2 separate regions of the Homo sapiens genome follow, and region 2 is linked to region 1. Evidence: chromatin loops called from intact Hi-C (ENCODE). Cell type or tissue: B cell. All regions are shown on one strand. Each heading gives the region's core, and the rest is flanking DNA. Links, peaks and the distances in the headings are about the cores only.

Evidence for each region. A loop is a pair of places that touch in the nucleus more often than their neighbours do. Peaks named below come from ENCODE experiments on the same cell type or tissue, not always from the same donor. Only the 100,000 strongest peaks of a DNase experiment are listed, where the experiment ranks them.
Region 2: it touches region 1 in a loop (2.2-fold over the local background); 10 of 110 quality-filtered maps call a loop at or near these places.

What each region holds. Positions count from the first base shown.
Region 1 is chr10:3,035,133-3,037,942 of GRCh38, reverse strand. No RefSeq gene overlaps it. Among named protein-coding and RNA genes, the nearest start is that of PFKP-DT, 30 kb to the left of the region's middle. In B cell, for the core only: no CTCF peak of the experiment used is centred there; a DNase peak (open chromatin) is centred at 1,602; H3K4me3 peaks cover 1,231 bases; H3K27ac peaks cover 2,500 bases.
Region 2 is chr10:2,985,205-2,988,014 of GRCh38, reverse strand. LOC105376352 (a long non-coding RNA gene) reads left to right here and starts at 1,571. Exons shown (of 4, transcript XR_001747271.2): 1 at 1,571-1,639; 2 at 1,756-2,810. RefSeq lists an enhancer at 2,799-2,810. In B cell, for the core only: no CTCF peak of the experiment used is centred there; a DNase peak (open chromatin) is centred at 1,394; H3K4me3 peaks cover 1,386 bases; H3K27ac peaks cover 875 bases; H3K27me3 peaks cover 317 bases.

The sequences.
Region 1 (2,810 bases), core at 197-2,696:
AATATTTGGTACTTGTGGCTACTGTTATCAGCCTCAGTTCTGAAGCCAGGTGGATATTCCAGAGCCGGAAATATCCTAGCCTGTCACATCATTAGGGACACTTCCACTCTCCTGAACTGCTGTTTTCCCACATTTTCCTCCTCCTGTGTTTCCCTAGCCATGAGCTAGTGTATTGTTCACGCATATTTACCATTCCCTGAAGTCCATTTTCTCCTCCTTTCTTGAAGACTTGTTATCTAATGCTCCGAAGGGATATGACCACCATAGATGCCAGCTCATGTGCTCATCCTTCTTGTATTAAATGCACCTTCTTATTGTGATGCTTTGACATCTTGGGGTCTGTGGACTCTGGAGGAACACCCCTCCCAGGGTTACTCATTCCTGGAGACCAAACAACTCACCTTTCGGATGCAAACCAACCAATCCAGAGGCAATACCCCCAACCATCTCTTTCACTGGGCTCTTATGCTCCAAGGCTGCCATCCACCTGCCCTGCACCCCAATGCCAGGTGCCAGACAAGCAGGGATAGCTACCGTGTCCGGAGCCTCTGAACTGATTCAAATCAGCCAACCCCAAGCCTGTCACTCTGCCTCTCCATTCCTTCCCAGGGAAACCACAAGGGAGGCTCTGGCCCATGTTTCTCCCCAACCCCTTCTGCCTCCTGACCTACCGTGGTGCCTCCCCAGGTACCCTCCTGCCAGGCTTGGTGTACACCCTCCTCTTAGACACTGAAAGTAACAAACTACCTTTTAAATGATGGTTGTCTCCTGACATATTGGCTTCACCATGCCTAAATAAGAATAAAAACGTTCATTATAAGACACTTCTCCAACAAGTATTCCTTTCTTTAGTAGGGAAATATGTGCAAACCAAACTAGAAGTATATATGTCACACATTCTGTATGCTGTGGAAACATGGGTACCCTACGAACTATCAAATTCAAACAGAAACATTTAAGGCTAGAGACTGTGTGCCTCTGTATCTTATGCATCGAAATATTTGCTTTGGGAACAAAATGGGTCCTTCTTGCTTAAGGGTTTATAAGATAACATATTCATACAAAATATTCTCCTTTAGCAGGAAGTACCTTACACAGCCATGGCTTCATTATAATGAATGCACAGTATGAGTAATTTGTAAATGCAGAACAATGTTTTTCTTCAGAATCTTACATTTCAAATTTGCTGAAAAATCTCTCTCTGAAGTGGACCATTTCCCTGCACAGATGGTGTTGCACTATGAAGACACAAGTAGCTATCCATCATGGTGTAGGTTGAAACTCTCTTTTGTGATGCTAAGGCAATCATGTCACATAAAATCCTCCACTGAATGCTTCCCATTATACATCTGGTCAGCCAATATGTAAAGGTAATCATGGAGTCTTAGACGTCTTCTCATAATGTTTAACCCGTGTGACATTGAGCTTGAAATGATTAAATGTTCCTGGTAGTACTGGTGTGTGTGTGTATGAGTGTATATGTGTGTGTGAAAGAAAGAGACAGAGAGAGGAGTCTAATGTTATCACAGAAGGCACATCATGGTGCTACTAAAACGAAGGATTCATTTTCAGTTCCTCTTCTCACTAGAAAGTGATTTCCTGGTAAAAGTGAGCCTAAAACACCACCCTCATTGCCATGGTAGAGAGATGAAAACAAACCGCCTACGGGGAACACAGGACAAGTATGCCCGGGTTAGAGAAGCATAATTCCAAAACTACTCAGGGCTGGCAGGGGAGTTACACAGCTCAGCATTCATCCCTGGATATGCAGACCATACCTTGAATAAGTTTATAAGCAACAATTAAATGTTGAAATAAATATCTTGAAAGGAGAAGCAGATATTTCAGGGTGGACGAGGTCTGAGAATTGAGTGGGGTTTAGACAAAAATGTCATCAGCAGAGAGCATTCCTGGCTGATCCAAAGAGAAAGTTCTCACTGATCTTTTTCTGAGAGAAACAGAGTGAATGGGATCAGAATCTACTTAATATCTTTATAGCTCATATTCTATTGACTACTAGGAAACAATTGTTCCAGTATAGTTGTTGTTTTCATGAAGCTTGACTTAAATGAATTGCTTTGAAAATACTGGGTTGACATTATCTAGCAGTGAAGGATGTGGTGTCAAGGAATATAAAACATCAGGTTAAAAACTACCTTAAGAAATTGGTCTTTAAGATTCCTGACTAAGGGTGTTGTGGTACATGAGGTGATATGGTTTGGCTCTGTGTCCCCACCCAAATCTCACCTGGAATTGCAATAATCCCCATGTGTCATGGGAGGGACCTGGTGGGAGGTAATTGAAAAATGGGGGAGGGTTCTTTCCCGTGCTGTTCTCGTGACAGTAAGTCTCACGAGATCTGATGGTTTTATAAAGGGGACGTCCCCCCCACATGCTCTCTTGCCTGCCGCCACATAAGACATGACTTTGCTCCTCATTCAGCTTCCGCCATGATTCTGAGGCCTCCCCAGCGACGTGAAACTGTAAGTCCATTTAACCTCTTTGCTTTATACATTACCCAGTCTTGGGTCTGTCTTTGTTAGCAGTGTGAGAGCAGACGAATACATAAGGATGCTGCTTTATTTTTCACAACCATCGTTACTCAGTCCTAAGTGTTTCTCTTCATCGAATGAAGACAACGTTTGCTTTGGAGAGGGAATGAATTAATGAAGACTCCGAGCTCTTGGAATGAGCTCCGTGAGATGATGCTGAATCCTGATGAATATCTTTTGGTGCTGGGAGTTCTCTCTGGATATGAGGTCCCTATGTTTATAGATAAATTAGGCCCATAAATACTGAGGTGGAAGGAA
Region 2 (2,810 bases), core at 288-2,787, 50 kb after region 1:
CCAAGGCCAGATGCAGATTGAAGCTGCACTCTGCAGAGCTCGGGAGGGACATGGGGGCCCAGGACACATGGACTAGATGGCCTGCGGTCAAATGAAAAAGAGGGAGGCATGGGGGGCACAGGGAGGGAAGTTCTGCTGGGCCTGCTGACCCTCGACCTGGCCTGTGGCATCTGTGAGCCAGGAGCAGGGAGGGTCCTAGCACAGGCCTGTGTGCCCGCATCAGGGACAGTTGGTCCTGCAGTTCAGTGCAGGCAAGGAGCTCATACCTTAGCACACACAACCAGAAAGAAGGGTGGGGGAGAGAGAGAGAGAAAGAGAGAATAGAGAGAGAAAGAGAGACATAGAGAGAGAGAGGAACAGAGAGAGAGAGGAAGAGAGAAAGAGAGAGAGAGGAGGAAAGGAAGAGAGAGGAAGAGAGAGAGAGACAGACACAGAGAGAGGCACGCAGGAACAGAGAGAGAGGGGAAGAGAGAGGGAGAGAGAGAAAAAAGAGGAAGAGAGAGGGAGAGGAAGAGAGAGAGAGAGGGAGAGAGAGGAAGAGAGAGAGAGAGAGGGAGAGAGAGGAAGAGAGAAAGAGGAAATGAGAGAGAGAAAGGAAGGAAAGAAGGAATGGAGGAAGGGAATAAAGGAAGGAGGGAAGGGAGGAGGAGGAAAGAGGGAAGGAAGGAATGAGGGAGAATGAGAGGAAGAGACAGAAAGGAAGGAGGGAGGCGAGAGGAAGGAAGAAGGGAGGGAAGGGAGGGAGAGAAGGAAGGAGGGAGGAAGGAAGGAGGGAGGAAGGAAGGAGGGAAGGAAGAAAGAAGAGAGAGAGAAAAAGAAGAGAGGAAGAAAGGAAGGAAAAGAGGGAGAGAAGGAGGGAGGGCGGGAAAGAAAAGCTCCCTTCTCTCTCAGCCCCTCCCACCCCTGGTCCTGCCTTCATCCTGCTTCATTGGAGAGCAGGGGCCACACCACCTTTGGAAAGCATTTGCCCTCCGTCCAGCCACCTTCCAGCCATAACCTGGGAGCAGAAAGGAGAAGGAAAATGCCCAGAGTCTGGGGAACAAACAACAGAATTATGCAGATTGCAGATGATTTTTTTTGCAGGGGGGAGTGGATGGTCCTGGTGGGCTACAGAATTAGAGAAAGGGAAGAGTTTACTGTGTTCGGAATCTTCCAGTAAATAGAAAAACTCAACTCTCATTTAAGGAACCATCTGTCTTTCTGGTGGAAAGGGATTTACCCTTGAGAGTACAGATGAGCTTCACAGGAGGGGACACAGAATACTGCACAACTAAAGCAAATGAAGTCCCAGGCGAGCGGTAAAACAGGAAGAAAAGCAGCGTCAGGGCCGTGAAGCCGTGGGGACACCAGGCTTCCAAGAACGGTTTACATTCCCCCAAAACAAGCCAGATAGGCAACGCCCGCGTGGAGGGGGGAGGAGGAGGAGGAGCAGGTGGGGACCTGGGGTGTTCCTGGCTATGTTTTGCGGTCTAGTGACCTTCCTCCTCCTCTATTACTCTTCCGCATTTCAATTCCCTTTAAAAGAACACTAAACACTTTTAGACACAATCTGTTCTGGGTCAATATTTGTTTCACCTTGGCAAAGCTTCCTATACAAACCTGTGATCATATGCCTTTGTTTTCTCACTTCAGGTACAAGGTAAGACCCCAGCAATAGTAAATGATAGCATGAGGGTTTCATGACGATGTAATTTTATTTTTTACGACCACTGCTGGTTAGACTTTTTATTATCGTGATATGACTCATTTTTACAGAGAGGTGAGCACAAGATGGGCCAAATATGAGATGTGGAATCAGGAAAAACAGAAAAAGTGGAAGAAATGGCAAACGTGGACGTGAGAGCAGCTGGGTTTTCTAGCTCTGGGCGTCTGCAGGAATCATGTTCCAGGAAGGGCTGGGAGAGGCTGCGGGGAAAAGGAAGGGGTGCAGGGGAGTGTGCCCCACCCTTGCCCTGTGCCTGCAGGTGGGCCGGACTTGGACCCTGCCTGGATGATCTGCGAAGAAATAGGGTTCCAAAAGGGCAGATCCCAAGACAATGCCTTATAAAGGTCCTGGCTAACGTTTCCATGGCAGCTTGCTGAGTGGCCGAGCTGATCTCAGCCCTTCCAGGGGTGACTCATTGACTCCTCCCAAGCTGGAGAGGTGAGAGTTCTTTTCCGGTTTACATATCAGGAAGCTGAGGCATGGAAAGGTGAGGTGATTTGTCCCGGGTTACACCTTCAGGAGGTGGTAGAGGCAAGGTTTTATTCATTTGTTAGGATGATCCACGTTTTTAACCACCTGCCAGTCATCCCGGGGTAGAAAGCTCAGACTTCCTCTTAGCAGCAGACTTTTCTAGCCTTGTTTTCTCACTGGCAAAGAGGGGATCACAGGGCTTAACTCACTGTGATGATGGAAGGACTCACATGAGCTATTTTATGAAAGCTGTTAGGAAGCCTGGGACGTGGTGAGCACTTGATACCTGGTGGGCGCAGGACTGGACGAGGGAAAACTTGGGCTGAGAGCCCTGTGCTCAGGACACCGTGAGGACACCCGGCAGGTGCATGGATGCACTTGGCGAGGCTGGGAGAGGAGTGATGTTTCACTAAAGACCACTCCCCTTCTTTTCCCTCCACTGACATCTTCCAGGTAGCTGGAGACCACCCTGGCTGAGCTGTGATCAGTCGCATCTAGACTAGTTTGGTGTTTCAGAGCAAGTCTCTCAAATGCCCTGTGCCTCAATGCTCTCATCTGCACGTTGGAAGAAAGAATTCCTGCTTCCCAGAGCCGTTGGGAGGAGTAACAGAGGTGAAGTGTGTAAAGTACACAC